Linked DNA regions of Homo sapiens: regions 1, 2 and 4 are each linked to region 3. The links are chromatin contacts, found by Hi-C in ENCODE. All regions are on one chromosome and are shown on one strand. Each heading gives the region's core, a stretch centred on a gene start or an enhancer-like site at or near the end of the contact. The rest is flanking DNA. Distances are from core to core; before and after follow the strand shown. Region 1 holds the start of SREK1 (splicing regulatory glutamic acid and lysine rich protein 1). Region 2 holds the start of PPWD1 (peptidylprolyl isomerase domain and WD repeat containing 1). Region 3 holds the start of CCNB1 (cyclin B1). Region 4 holds the start of PTCD2 (pentatricopeptide repeat domain 2).

What was found. Hi-C counts contacts between places; a loop is a spot of excess contacts on that map. Pooled maps may share reads with other maps.
Region 1: a loop to region 3 is called in a pooled map, with 5 times the contacts of the local background. The contact joins the promoter of SREK1 here to the promoter of CCNB1 in region 3. A Hi-C loop is called at or near these places in 4 of 50 pooled maps.
Region 2: a loop to region 3 is called in a pooled map, with 8 times the contacts of the local background. The contact joins the promoter of PPWD1 here to the promoter of CCNB1 in region 3. A Hi-C loop is called at or near these places in 5 of 50 pooled maps.
Region 4: a pooled map shows a loop between it and region 3 (6-fold over the local background). The contact joins the promoter of PTCD2 here to the promoter of CCNB1 in region 3. A Hi-C loop is called at or near these places in 5 of 50 pooled maps.

Annotation. Positions count from the first base shown.
Region 1 is chr5:66,141,875-66,146,216 of GRCh38, reverse strand. It overlaps SREK1 (splicing regulatory glutamic acid and lysine rich protein 1), which reads right to left and starts at 1,917. Exons shown (of 12, transcript NM_001077199.3): 1 at 1,680-1,917. The coding sequence starts at 1,840. RefSeq lists enhancers at 1,177-1,226, 1,287-1,346, 1,607-1,886 and a silencer at 2,067-2,136.
Region 2 is chr5:65,562,016-65,565,993 of GRCh38, reverse strand. PPWD1 (peptidylprolyl isomerase domain and WD repeat containing 1) reads right to left here and starts at 2,698. Exons shown (of 11, transcript NM_015342.4): 1 at 2,488-2,698. The coding sequence starts at 2,683. CENPK (centromere protein K) reads left to right here and starts at 2,826. Exons shown (of 11, transcript NM_022145.5): 1 at 2,826-2,896. RefSeq lists enhancers at 2,249-2,909, 3,050-3,189, 2,910-3,571.
Region 3 is chr5:69,164,891-69,169,080 of GRCh38, reverse strand. It overlaps CCNB1 (cyclin B1), which reads right to left and starts at 1,931. Exons shown (of 9, transcript NM_031966.4): 1 at 1,798-1,931; 2 at 1,003-1,173; 3 at 738-908. The coding sequence starts at 1,818. RefSeq lists enhancers at 1,676-1,905, 1,286-2,251.
Region 4 is chr5:72,319,123-72,321,822 of GRCh38, reverse strand. It overlaps PTCD2 (pentatricopeptide repeat domain 2), which reads right to left and starts at 1,450. Exons shown (of 10, transcript NM_024754.5): 1 at 1,314-1,450. The coding sequence starts at 1,440. It overlaps MRPS27 (mitochondrial ribosomal protein S27), which reads left to right and starts at 1,583. Exons shown (of 11, transcript NM_015084.3): 1 at 1,583-1,674. The coding sequence starts at 1,602. RefSeq lists enhancers at 1,252-1,461, 1,522-1,851, 1,450-1,990, 1,991-2,532.

The DNA of each region.
Region 1 (4,342 bases), core at 668-3,167, 3.0 Mb after region 3:
CAGGATACGGCACTCCCCCAAACAATTCTCAATTATTCTCAACTATTAAGAAATGTTCTGAGAACTTAAATTGAGATGGCTGAAAGCATTTCCAAAAGTTAAGATAATTAAAGCAATAATGCCACGGTTAATCAATCAAAATGTACGTGCGTGCACTTATGCAGTATTCTCGTCAAAAATGTATTACCTGAATCTCGTCACGAATATAAAGATATATATATACACATATCTCTATATACCTCATCTATATATCTCATCTATATAAACTCAGATTATGAGTCATATTACAAGACAAAATGAACTACAAAACAAAATATCAATGTCACGACTTTAGAATCTTTAAAAGGGGACGGGACTGTCCTAGATTAAAGGAGATAACTATTAATACATGGATTACTTGGCATATTCAAGGGAGACAGTGTTATCTAATTACATACTAGATCAAAAGCAGACAAAAAAGCATTATTAAAATAACTGGGGAAATTTTAATAATCAACTGTAGCCAAAAACAGACAAAATGCTCGTAAAAGGAACATGGATGTTCAATGTATTACTCTTTCAACTTTTCTGTATGCATGAAATATTCCAAAACAAAAAGCAGAGAAGAAAAACTTAAAAAGTAAATTTTAAATATCCACACAACTTTTATATAGTTATGCAACAGCACTGTTATAACCTGAGATAGAAAACTAAAGAAAAATAGGTCTAAATGCATCACTAGGAAATAAATCAAAATTTTTTTAAAGAAATAAATCTTGGGTAACAATTACCCCTTCCCTCAAAGGATTTTGATATAATGAACAAAAAACGGAGGATCTTAATACTGTAAGATCTACCATTAAAAAAGAAAAAAAGTTTGTGTGCAAGAATGTGAACAACCTACAAACCCCTTGCGAGTTTTCTAAATAATATCGTACGAGGGAAATTTTACCATTCCAAAATACACTATCTGGGAAGTGGCCGCGAGCTGTGAATGCCAGCCAAGATCTGGACTTTAAATGTATACGGGAGGGATAACCCTGCACCGACTTACACTTTTTCTGAAAGCTTTGGGACAGTGTGACCTTTCAGGAGGAAAATTTAATCTGCTGTCAAAAGGGCTAACAGACATGATCTTTGGGAACATGGATGCGCTCGGTTAGATAAACCAAAATGCTAAGTTTGTGCGACCGTCCTGGGAAACAAACACAGCCCCAGTTCCATCTTGTCACCAGCAGCAGGCTTTCTCGTCAGCAAAACGGCCTGACACCAAGGCCTTAAAAACTGGACTGTGGCTCAGGCGCGGTCTCCGCGATTTTCAGAGTGGAAAAACGCTCTGAGACGTTTGCCATGAGGGCTGTTCCGGGCCCACCTGCGGCCATCTTAAGTTCGGGGGGAAATAAGAGGGTGGGGGCACGGAATTCGAAGACCCAGCAGCGAACACAAGTCCCGGAGGCACAGAAAGGGCAACCATTCTAAATCCTTGGTAAGGGCTCCGTGCAGTAGTTAACCCCCCAAATCCGACTAAGGAGAGCAGGACGGCGGAACCCGGGTGCCCTAATCAAATATGGGCACCAAGGTAAGCCGGCGCGATCACGTGACATGCACCGCGCGCCCGCGTCCGCGCTCTCCTCCACGCCTCGGCTCCCGAGGTCTCTATGGCGCCCGCGCCCCTCCCCCAGCCGAGCTCCAGCACTTACTCCGGGGGGTAGAGCCGCAGCTCCTCGATTTCTCCTAGGAAGGAAAAAAGCGTCCGCATCTGCTCGCTGGTCACCGCCGACGACAGATTCGTCACCTGAATCACCGACGTGGGGGTGAGGCCGAAGCCTAAGCCCAAACCGAAGCCGCCGCCGCTGTTCATCCCGATCCCGCTGCCGTTGCCTTCCCGCTCCCCAACGTCTACGACGCGTCAGCGACGGAGCCGGGAAAGCGGAGAACGCGCGGCCGCGAGCGCGCTCCCGCTGGCGAATTCACAGCGCCGGGCAGATCTAGCCGCCCATTTCACAACTCCCCTGCTCCCGGGGCTGCGCGCGCCAGCCGGAAGCGTCGCCCCGGCAACCCGGCGGTTCTCGCGCGGCTGCGGCCTCCAGCTCCCGGGTCCCTGGGGCTGTTGCTGCTCGTTTCACCGCCTGGATTTTTATCGGTGTTTTTGTTTTCCCCAAAAGTCGATGAGAGTCTTGTGCTCATGTCTACCCGGTTCCTTCCGGTCTCGGATTGGGAAACCAAGCGGCCTGGCCTACTGGTGCGGGACTGTAAAGAAGGAATGACTCTTGGACAACACGGAAGAACACTTGACCAAACTATAGGGCAGCCTTATCACATACAGGCAGCACCCCAACTCCAACTATTTTTAAAAGTTGGCAGGCGTCCTAATTGTGAAAAAAACAAAATTTTACAAAATGCGTAGGTTCAGGTTGAATTAAGGAAAGAGGCAGTAAGATGAAGGCTGTGCAGGGGTTGTTTATAACCTGTTTTTAATTCCCTCGTTCCACAGGTGTTGATGTTTATTGAGTGCTATGTCCCAGGCACTATTAGGCAAGGGCACGTAACAGACAGTTAAAGACAGTTCACATAGAACTTGCAACCTAATGAGAGACAACAGTAGTGAGTCCATGGCAGCTGCTCCCAAAATGCCCTCCGCAGATCCCTAAGGGTACCGAGACCTTTTCAGTAAGTTGGCAAGGTCAAAACGATTTTCGTAATAATATTAAGAGTTTCTTGACCTTTTTCACTTTGTTGCCATTTGCACTGGTAACGTAAAAGATTAAACTGCTGACACCTTAGCAGCAATCAAGGCAGTGGCGCCAGTCTTGTACTGGTAGTTGCATTTTGTATTCTTCACATCATACAACATTTAAGGTTTTAAAGTATGCTAGTTTCACTTTAAAAATGTCCTTCACAAATAACTAAAAATTGTATTTTTTTTTCAAATCCATCCTTGCTTACACGTCTTTTAAAGAATATGTGTGAAAAAATGGAAACTACTGCCGCTACATGCCCAAGTGAAATGGTTGTCTCCGGAAAAAGCACTAGTGTAATTCTTTGAATTTTCACCTAAAAATACAAATTTTATTACACTTGTATCCACCAGCTTGAGCTTGACAGCTTGCCAGTACTTAAAGACTTTTCTAGTAAAAGAAGCATTATATTAACAATTTATTTTTGACTATATAATGAAATATGTCAACATTTTTGTGATCTTTACAACTTAGTGGACACCTATTTTTCAAATGGCCAGTGGGTGCCATTACAAAGGCAAAAAGCCTCTGGTATGTGCAAGATAGATTGATGGATTTCAGTGCTTAATTGATGTGGTTTCAGATTCAGTCCACACTGCAATGAAGGCTAAGAAACTACCACATGTAAGTTTGGTACCGTATCAAAGAATAATATCTAGAACTATCTGGAAAGGCTATAAAGTAGTTTTCCCTTTTCCAACACCTTATCTTTATGAGATCAGATTTCCCTCATATATTTCAACCAAAACATATCACAACAGATCGAATACACAGAAAACTCATGATCACAAAGAAGGAAACGTCAGTCACTGTGGTCTACTTGAGGGTGGAGGGTGGAAGGAGGGAGAGGAGCAGAAAAAATTATTGAGCACTGGGCTTAATACCTGGATGATGAAATAATCTGTACAACAAACCCCCATGACATGAATTTATCTATGTAACAAACCTTCACATGTACCCCTGGACCTACAATAAAAGTTGGAAAAAAATAAAGAATACATAGATAGGAGAATTCAGCTGTCTTCTATTAAAGCAGACATTAAAAAGGTTTGAAAAATGTAAAACAATGCCACTCTTCTCACCAATTTTTTGGAAAAATATTTTATCATAAAAATGCATCATTTTGCCTTCAATCTCGGTTTCTAAGAAAAAAATGCGTCATTTCTATTAACATAATGGGCTTATAATTATTTTTAAATGAATCTCAAAATACCAAATTTCTCAGGTTTAATTTATAATGTGGATAGTAATAAAAGCATTTTACAGTCCTTAATAATCTTTAAGAATGTAAAGGGACTCAAGACCAAAATGTTTGAGAATTATTATTACCATAGGTATAAGCATGGAGGAATTCAGAGCACACAGGAGGGCCTCTTAAACTTAGTTCTAATGGAATACTTCCCAGAAGAAATATTGCTTAAGCTGAATATTGAACAAATAGGAATTACCCAGGCAAGGAGGGAAGGAGGAGCAGTGAAGGGCATTCCAGACTGAGCATGTAGAATATGCAAAGGCAGGGTTAAGGTAAAAGAGAGCTCGAGTGAGGTACAGAAGATTCAAAGTCTGTTATTGCTGGGCTGAAAATGACTAGAGATGCATGCAAAGGAATAAGCCTTTATGAAGGG
Region 2 (3,978 bases), core at 1,449-3,948, 3.6 Mb after region 3:
ACAACAGTCCAATGTCCAAAGAACATGTTAAAGGGGGTGACTCCATTTCTAGAAAGCTGAAATTGTTAAATACTTGTCCATTTAGACAAAATTTTAAATATTTTTGTAACATTCTATGTATGTTTTTTAGTTTCAATTTTTTTCTTCAAACTGAATAAACTATTGGCTTTTTTTTTTTTTTTTTTTGAGACGGAGTCTTGCTCTGTTGCCCATGCTGAAGTACAGTGGCACAATCTCAGCTCACTGCAACCTCTGCCTCCTGGGTTCAAGTGATTCTCCTGCCTCAGCCTCCTGAATAGCTGAGATTATAGGTGTGCGCCACCACGCCCGGCTAATTTTTTTGTATTTTTAGTAGAGACTGGCGGGGTTTCACCATGTTGGTCAGGCTGGTCTAGAACTCCTGACCTGATGATCTGCCCGCCTCAGCCTCCCAAAGTGCCAGGATTACAGGCATCAGCCACCACACCCGGCCAACTATTGGCTGTCTTAAAACAATAAATAACTGATTAAGAGGAAAGATTTTCACACCTACTAATTTATATCTGTCTCCGTTATATTAAGTTTATAAGACACTTGTCCGGTAACACTAATATCAGCATTTCGATATTTCTGGATTTTTACATTTCTCCTTACTCGTTTAATTAAAAAAGAACTTGCAAAAATATTCATATGCAACAAAATAGCTAAAGACCAGCATAAAAGCTTTAATATGCAGTCATTAAATACTTAGGCAAAGCACTGTACACCAAGCAATGAAACAAAAAAGGCGTGATTCTGGTTCTTACTTGTTTACAGTCTTAGCAGTGGAGAGAAACATTCATCAATCACATGAATAAATATATAATTAGAAACTGCGGCAAGTGCCATAAATAAAATGGTTACTATGGAAACATTTAATAAGAGGACCAGGAAGTAAAAATGATAATGCACTGTAAGGGTGTCAATATACAACGTTCAAAAAAACAGCTTCTTCAAAATTTGGATACATAAAATTTGAAGGCTACCTGTAAATTCAGTATTGATATATAACTACCTCAGAGTTATGATCAAAGTGCTTCAGAAATCCAGTCCAGACTGGAGAAGTCACAGGCTTCCCAGAGAAGATGATAGCTAAGTGCTAAAGGTTGACCAAAAGTCAGTTCAGTGGAAGAGTTGAGGGAAATTATTCCCGGTAGAAACACCATATCTGGGTAGGAATCCAGAGGAAAAAAAAGTACAAGACCGATTCTCGAGTGATTTTAGAATGGGTGGAGTACAAAGTAAGGGGTTGGGAGAGGAAGGTAATGGAAGATGCACTAAGAAGGTAAGGAGAGATCACATCATAAAGGGCTTTATATGCCATGTGAGGGAGTTTGGGCTTTAATGAAAATAATGAGCTGGGCGCCGTGGCTCATGCCTGTAATCCCAGCACTTTTGAGAGGCCGAGGCAGGCAGATTACGAGGTCAAGAAATCAAGACCATCCTGGCCAACATGGTGAAACCCCGTCCCTACTAAAAATACAAAAATTAGCTGGGCGTGCGCCTGTAGCCCCAGCTACTCGGGAGGCTGAGGCAGGAGAATCGCTTGAACCCCGGAGACGGAGGTTGCGGTGAGCCGAGATAGCGCCACTGCATGCGCTCCAGCCTGGGCGACAGAGCGAGACTCCGTCTCAAAAAAAAAAAAAAAAAAAAAAAAGAGAGAGAAAATAATGACAAATCATTGAAGTTTTTTAAGGGAAGGTGCTAAAGTACGATTTGAGCTTAGACCACATTTAAAATGTCTTAAATACTTAAGGAAAACATTTCACAGAAAAACAAGATAACAAAACAACAAAGACAAGAAAACTTAATCTACCCCTTTTCCCACCCCTTTTATTTGATAATAATTTGTGATTATTCCTCGTTAGTGACAAAAAGACTCAGCCCATCGTATCAAGAGCGTGATTTCAAAACCACAGACTTCGGGTTTTGGATGAAAACAAATCTGTGATCTAGGAAGCTTACGTCATTTTCCCTAGATGCGAAAATTTATTAGTGGAAGTGTCAGAGTTGAAATTATCTTTACCTACCATGATTCGAAATAAGCACCGCCTTCCTCTCGCGCCCCAACACATTAATACATTAACACCACTCCTGAACTAAAGCCTTAAAGAGAACTGGTACCCTTTTGCATACCTAAATAAGAGTTCGAAATTCCAACTTCATGTGGCTGCTGTGGGGAGTAAATGAGAGGAGCCAAACACATAAGAATAGGAAAATGTTAGTTTTAGCATCTGTCATAACAAATCAATGATCAAAAGTGTTAGATATTATCAAAAAGACGTTGTACTACGCTTAAATCACTATTTCGTTAAGACATGCAAGTATGGAGTAGCCAGAAGTGAGAGGACGGCCCTCTGTTCTGAGGGCACAAAACTCCACACATCATCCCTCTTCGGATCTGGCTTGAACCCTCCTACTCAGCGGACGCAGCACTCCAATTCGTCCCGGTACTATGTCTGCAGCTACCTTTCCTCTTCTTGGCCAGTGTTGCCTCCACAGGTAAAGGTCCAACCCAGCGCTCTTCGTTCTCCTCATCGTTCTCCTGGGACACCGCCACTGCTACTGCCAGCTCTCTTTCGCTGAGTTCTGTTTTTTCCGGTTCCTCCGGGTCCCGGCGCCTTCTACGTCTCTGCTGAAAATCGCTACCACTTTCCGCCGCCATGTTGTTCGCATCGTCAGAAAAGGCGCGACACAAAACTCAGCTACCAATCCCAAAGCAGCGGCGCAGTCTTCTGTCAGCGTCCGAGCGAGTTTCGGGATTGGCTGGGGTGGGAATGAGCACATCCAATGGGCATGCAGCGCGCGCAGAAGTCCGGGGCTGGCAAGCGCTTCCTGCGCAGCGCCTAGGCGACCTGGAGTTTGTGACGCTGTGATGGTAAGACCTGGGCCGGGGAGGTTGATATAACGGTTGAATCTTGTGGAGCTCCAGTCCTGAAGGTGAAACCCTTATCGCCGGCCAACTAGATACCTGACTTCCCAGCCGGGCTTTGAGTCCCGTTCTTCTCGGCTTCCCGCGCGCCAACGCAAGCTCCATAACCTCACCAATATTTAGAGAAAGATGGAAGGGTGGGGACAGAAGGAAGTGGTTAACTCGCGGGTTTCCTTTCAGATGCACTAAACATGTTTTCTCTCCTGACCTTTATTCTCTCACACACTCTCTGAAGAAGGTGGTGAGTGCTTGTTACTGTTTCTGGGGGTGGGGTGGAGAAGCAGCTACTTCAAATAACCAAAAGACCTAGGGCAGAACGGGTCACTCTTCTTTCTTCTCTCTGGTATAGGATTTCATCTCCTAGCAGTCATCTGAACTCTTTCTCCTCCTCCTCATCTGTCTTCTTCATTTTTAAAAAATTAGGTAAAAAGCACATAACATAAAATGTATTATCTTAATCTCTTTTTTAAAAAATCAAATACAGCTTGTCAAAATGACCTCCGTAAAACACTTCTTTTTTCTCTGCAATTACTTTTGCACCAACCTAATAAAATCCTCGTCGTAAATCTCTTCTCTACTTTTGCCTTGAGATAGGCACCACGTACAGGGAAGGAACTGCCCCCCCATAGTAGGCACTTTATTTTATTTCAAAGGTTCCCATTATTTGACCATTCTACCTAGCAAGTCTCATTTCTTCTCTGCCCTCTGCTCTCATCAGACTACTTTCTTTTGTGTCTCACAAATTTCCCTTGTTCGTTCTTGCCTCCTACTCTTATGTTTTTATGCTTGAAAGCATCTCCACAGCGATTTAGCCTTCATGTTTACAGCTTCTCATCTTTCAGAGACCAATGCAATAATGAGGATGAAGATGATAATGATAATGATAATAATAATGTAGCTAGTTAACATTTATTAAGCATTATTATGGACTAATTCCTTCCGGGTTGGTTTTTCTAAGCTTCCCTATCCTGAATTCCGATAGTACTTGCAGGCAGTGTTGTATACTTTACCATTTCATAGCACTTCTG
Region 3 (4,190 bases), core at 682-3,181:
TTTTTCAGATAATTTTCCCAACTGGTTTTAACTAAGTTTAAAAAAACAGAGCTTCAGAATACAGTTCATTGCAATTTCATCAAAGCAGCCTCCTCTACATGACCTACCTTTCCTTCACAGGTAGGTCTATCATAGAATACATTTACATACCTTATATTTAATAAAAAGTTATTATTTTTGAGGCTAAGTGTTAATTCATCTTCTTAACCACTCCCTGAAAAGTTGCCTTCTTCCTGTTTTACTCCTTTGCATATTCCAATGTTACAGGCTTATTATTTAGTAGCCATATGCAGCAGTAAAAAAATTCAAGAGAACATTCTATGTTTACGCCAATAAATTCTGCAGAGATGGCTTGTAGTTGGATAACAAAGCCTTTGGCTCAGACAGCTACTACTTAATATCATTAACGAAGGAATATAAGACAGTTGACAATTAAAAGCATAGATTCTGAAGCCAGACAGCCTGAGCTTGAATCCCATATGGGCCACTTACCTGTGTGACCCTGACATAACCTCTCTAAAGCCATGATTTAAATAGTAGAGGTGACAATACCTCAGAGAGTACGTGTAAAGATTATGTGAGTTAATGCATGTAAAATGTTAGGCAGAGCTTGCCTCATGCTAAGCACTCAATAAATGGTATTAATATTACTATTCATTTGAATGCTCTTGCATGTATCAGTGAAATAAGGGACAAGAAATAATCAACAGACTCTACAATGGTAAGAATAAGTTTACCAAAATAGGCTCAGGCGAAAGTTTTTCTTCTTTAACAGGCTCAGGTTCTGGCTCAGGTTCTGGCTCTGGCACTGGCTCAGACACTGGCACTGGCACCAGCATAGGTACCTTTTCAAGAGGTTTTGGTAGTTTTTTATCAATGACTTTTCCAGTAGCTGAAGGTTTTGCTTCCTGTAGATGAAACAGAGAGAATGAAATGTTTCTGCATCAAAGGCCACAGTTGGAAGGCGGGCTCTTACAGAAGTTAGGTCAGGAAGAGAGTTACCTTCTTCATAGGCATTTTGGCCTGCAGTTGTTCACTGACTTTGTTACCAATGTCCCCAAGAGCTGTTCTTGGCCTCAGTCCGGGCTTGGAGGTTGCAGCAGGGGCCGTAGGAACGCGCTTTGCGCCTGCCATGTTGATCTTCGCCTTATTTTCAGCATTAATTTTCGAGTTCTGAAAGAAGCAAGACCACTTTAAGAGCTGATCCACGAAGGCTCGAGTAAGTCAAGGGTTAATTAAGGTGGGGCACAAGGAGAAGTTCCCAGAAAGAAAGCCGACTAAAAATGGGTTCCGAGGGAAAACATGGGTCCCAGAGTCTACTCTGCGGCCGTGACAAGTCAGTTTCCGCCGACCTCTACATTTACCAATTGAGGGATTCCCTGATTAGTCCTGGCCAGCCCTAAAATACCGAGAATTTACATTTGAAAGGAAACCGAAAAAGCCTCCAATTGCAGACACCTTCTCTCTGGGAAGGGGGTTACAGAGTTGCTGGCGGGCCCACTCAGGGACCCTCTATCACTTTTTCAAAAGGTTCCCAGTCGACTCTCCACCTCCCCAAAACATTTATCCAATATCCGTCCAGTTCTCTTTCTCACCTTCCTCCCTCCATCCATCGTCCCCCACACTCTCTCACCAGGCCTGGGCCCACCTCGGCGCTCTCTTGGTGAGTCCCCTCCCACCTTCCTCCCCAAATCGCTCCTGCGGCCCTCTCCCGCTCGGGAGGCTCCCGCAGGCGAGGCAGGGAGAGCAGGCAGCAGCTAAGAAGGCCGCGTTAGTTCGCAGTCCGAAGCGGCTCACCCTGGTGACTCGGAGCGCCATGGCTTCCTCTTCACCAGGCAGCAGCTCAGCGGGGAGAAGCAGAACACCGGAGGCCCGACCAGCCAAGGACCTACACCCAGCAGAAACCAACAGCCGTTCCGCCGCAGCACGCCGAGAAGAGCCAGCCTAGCCTCAGATTTAAACCCCGCACTGCTCCCTCCTTATTGGCCTGTTCGTGGCACTCACTCCCTTCCCATTGGCGGCTGCCGGTCGCAGAGAATGCGTTTCCAGGGCGATCGCGCGAAGGCGTTCGAGAGGGGCGGGGCCACAGTGAGGCTAGGCCGGAAGGCCTGGCCAGGCTCTCACGTGGTCTGCCTCTGCGCCTGCGCTCTCGGGCAGCTGCAGCGGCCACCTGGAGAGCAGTGAAGCCAGTGCGCCGCCCACCTGGAAAGGTTAGCCGGGCAAGAGTGTGCGTTGCCAATGCCAGCTCAGGAAAGGCCTAGTGGCCTTTGGAAGGTGACAGAGGCGCGGCCACAGTCTCAGAAGTGTCAAAAGTAGTTTTGGATCTAGTGTTGCACACTTTCCATTTCTACGGTAGCAGCAATAATATAGTTCATGAAAGGCTTTAATAGACATTCTTTCATTTGATCGTTGCAACAACTCTCTGGGTTGGAGGAACTGAAGCTCAGCGACTTAGATGACTTTGCCAGGGTCACACATTAGCAACGGGGGAACTGAATTTAGGGTTTTTTTTTTTGAGGGGGAGGGAGGGGGTGTATCCGTGTTGTTTTCACAACACTGATTGTCCCTTAACAATATTACTTGATTACTTCAAGATTGTCCAGTTTCCCAAGGCCAATTGTTTTGTTTGTTTTAGCTTTCTATTTGGAAATAATTTCATACTTAGACCAGTTGCCAACAAAAATCTTGTAAGGAATATTTCTATGCCCTTTACTCAGATTCAACTATCCTTAACATGTATTTGCCTCTCATGGGAAAATCAGGAAAAACTAAACAAAAAGACATTTTACCCCATTTGCTTTGTCATTTGCTCAGATTCTCTCTAGATCCAAAGAAAAACAAGAGGGTTCTTTTTGCCTTCTACTCCTCAAAACACACCAGCAGCTCAGCAATTGGAGGGGAGGCTGAAGGACAAAAACATTGCTATCCCATAGAGCAACGGTATAAGAGCCAATAGAGACTCCTGGCGCTGGAAGTCACGGATCCGAAAGAAGGCGCCCAATCATTTGGTTTCTTTGGATCGTTATTGAGTCTTCTGTCATCATAGTTCACCCTCCTACTCGAATGCCTCCCGTGGGGCCCTTACCCTTGCTCTCCTCTGCCTGGAATGCCCGCCTCTTCTTGCATTCAAGCCCCTGGGTTCTATTCAGGTAACTCCCATTCATCCTTCAGTTCTGTGTTCAACATCCATTCTCACTCAGTCTTTCTGGGTTTGATCAATCCTTCCTCGCCCCATGCAGGGGCGAGAGGCAAGGGGCGAAGCAGGATTACTTATCCTCTGTGTTCCAGTTTAAAAATTTTTTTTTTTACTTTTTTTTGAGACGGAGTCTCGATCTGTCGCCCAGGCTGGAGTGCAGTGGTGCGATCTCGACTCACTGCAACCTCCACCTCCAGGGTTCACTCCATTCTCCTGCCTCAGCCTCCCGAGTAGCTGGGACGGCAGGCGCCCGCCACAACGGCCGGCTAATTTTTTGTATTTTTGGTAGAGACGGGGTTTCACCATGTTAGCCAGGATGGTCTCGATCTCCTGACTTGGTGATCCGCCCGCCTCGGCCTCCCAAAGTGCTGCGATTACAGGCGTGAGCCACCACGCCCGGCCAAATTTTTCCTTTTATATGCTTTATTTTTTAGAGCAGTTTTAGGTTCGCAGCAAAACTTAGCAGAAAGTATAGAGCATTTCACCTGCCTTCCCCACTATTGACACCCCACATTAAAGTTGTACTTTAATTATAATCTGTTAACCTACATTGACACCACAGTATTACCCAAAGTCCATAGTTTACATTAAGGTTCACTCTAGGTGTTGTGTCTTCTACGGGTTTTGACAAATATATAATGACGTATAATGTCCACCCGCCTCAACCTCCCAAAGTGCTGGTATTGAAGGCGTGAGCCACTGCACCTGGCGGTCAGAATGGTTTCTTTTACTCAAATATGCATTTAAGGTTCTTCCATGTTTTTTTCATGGGTTGGGATCTCATTTTATTTTAGCCCTGAATAATATTGCATTGTCTGGATGTACTAGTTTATTTATTCAGTCACCTACTAAGTGACATCTTGATTGCGTCCAAGTTTTGGTATGAATATAACTGCTACTAACATCTGTGTGCAGATTTTTGAGTGGACGTAAGTTGTTTTTGTTTTTCGTTTGTTTGTTTGTTTTTTGAGACGGAGTCTTGCTTTGTTGCCCA
Region 4 (2,700 bases), core at 201-2,700, 3.2 Mb before region 3:
AAAACTAATAACATTTAAATGCAAAACAGGCATATTTAGTTTTGGTTTATCCAGGGAGAAGCACAGTGTAGTGGAAAAAGCTGCAGCATGACCACTGGAACTCCCAGTTTTGTCCTCTGTGAAATGAGGGGGTTAAGGCCTCTCAGATGTGGACTCAAAATACATTTGAGATACATGGAAATCATTGATCACAGCTTAGTAGATTTGGGAAACATCATCCTTTCTTTAGGATCCTTGGCTGTGCATGAGATAAAACGGACCAAGCGTGGCCGAAGAATCACGCACTAACAGAGTTCTGTGAGCTGCAGTAACAAGGTAACAATAAAAGTTGCTATTTATTTACAGAAAGGCAGTCCAGTGAAGTGGTTAGGAGCAGGTTTCTATTGTTGGGTGTGTTCAAATCCCACCTCTAACAGTTCCCTCTGACTTTGGGCAAATTACTTAACCTTGTTCCTCCTCTGTAAATGGAGAAAAGAATGGTACTTCTCTTGCTGGGTGTTGTCTAGAGAAAAGGAATTAATGTATGTAAACTACATTAAAGTAATGCCTGACAAACATTTTTACTATCACTCACTAGCATCTTCAGATTTAACTCTCTTCATAGAGATGTTAGAGGATAGTTTTGAAAAATGAAGAAACGTGCCGTTAAGTCTTTTAGATTGTTAGCAGAACTGAGACTCCATAAGACCTCTGCTTCCAAACTCTGCAGAAAAGAAAAAGGCCGGGCGCGGTGGCTCACTCCTATAATCCCAGCACTTTGGGAGGCCGAGGCGGGTGGACCACGAGGTCAGGAGTTCGAAACCAGCCTGGCCAACATAGTGAAACCCGTCTCTACTAAAAATACAAAAAATTACCCGGGCGTGGTGGCGCACGCCTGTAGTCCCAACTACTCGGAAAGCTGAGGCAGGAGAATCGCTTGAACCCGGGAGGCGGAGGCTGCAGTGAGCCGAGATCGCGCCACCGCACTCCAGCTTGGGCGACAGAGCAAGACTTCGTCTCAAAAATAAATAAATAAATAAATAAAAGTCACCCAAGGCGGGAGGGATGTTCCTGAAGACGAACGTCGCCCCATCTGAGGGAGCACTACAGCCCCAAGGTCAATACCCCAGCAGTCCTTCGATTTGCAGGCACTGGGGGTATCCACGACCCCCAGTGGTCACCACTGCACCCACGTGCAACTAGAGGGCGAGGGTGCGCTCCAGGCCAGTGAGTGACTTAGGAGCTGTGGCTGCTCCACAGAGATGCTAGCTGGGATCTAACACTCCCTTCTCTCCCATCCCTCCCCTCCTTCCCTAGGCTAAAGCCGCGGATACCTCCGAGAGGGCAGCGGCAGCTGACAGAGCCGGAGCCTCCCACCCCAGGATACACCAAAATCTGCAGCGCCTGCAGGAGAACTCGATTCGAGGGCCGAAATGCAGCAGCCATACTGTCTCGGACCATACCAACTACTGGAACCGGGGCGAGGAGGCGGAGCGTCGGTCCTGTCGTCGAGAGCGACAAAAGGGATTCGTCCAATTCTGGGCGCCCCGAGAGGTCGAGCTGTAACCCCGCCCCTTCCTCTGTCCGTAACCCGTTGGCTGTTCCTTTTGGTACGCTCCAAGATGGCTGCCTCCATAGTGCGGCGCGGGATGCTCCTGGCGCGGCAAGTGGTTCTTCCTCAGCTCTCTCCTGCAGGTTGGCCGGACAGCTTCATTAGGCCCCTGATTATTCTGTTTTTTGGGTGAAGGGAGCGGTGGGCTTTCAAGAGGAGAGGAAACGTTTCTGGAATCTGATTGCTAGGGACGCCATTTGGGGTGTTTGGTAGTGCAGAAGAAGGAGACAAGGTATCTGATCCATTTCCTTCCCTAAAATAACAGTATGTTCCTGTCCAAAGGTACGAAGAGCAGTGGAAGGTTATATAGCATGAGGGAATTTGCGTATGATTCGCCAGATTTATGTGTTGGGGTGGTCGTGCTTTTGCTGACCACGAAAAACCCAAATGTGCGCCGGGCGCGGTGGCCCACGCCTGTGGTCCCAGCACTTTGGGAACGCGAGGCGGGCGGATCGCCAGGAGTTCGAGACCAGCCTGGCCAACAGGGCGAAACCCCATCTCTACTAAAAAATACAAAGAAATTATCTGGGCCTGGTGGCGCGCGCCTGTAATCCCAGCTACTCGGGGGGCTGAGGCAGGATAATCGCTTGAACTCGGGAGGCGGAGGTTGCAGTGAGCAGAGATCGCGCCACTACACTCCAGCCTGGGCAACAGAGCGAGACCCTGTCTCAAAAAAAAAAAAAAAAAAAAAAAAGGAAAAACCTAAATGTGTCCATTCCTGGGGCTGGGACATTTTTCTCCCATCTGAGGTTTCTTTAGAGGGACGTCAGATAAACATTTTTCCCACCACCACACATTTAGCTGGACCCCTGGTCTTCGTGGAAGAATTTTTCAGTATTAATCTCATTTTATCTGATGACCTAGAGCACAACTTTTGATTGACCTTTCTTTGCTATAGTTTTCCACGTGTAGATAATAAATGCTATTAGTTACTTGTAAAATACTTTGATATCTGAACTAAATGGCAGCCCACTCAAAGCCTGCATAGTGGATCTGATAATGAAAACATTGGAAAAAAGTTTTAAAGTATTTATAGAAGCCAAATTTGCAGTGATTCTAACCACATAATCCAGACAGACATATTTGATAAAAATGCAATAATCACACTC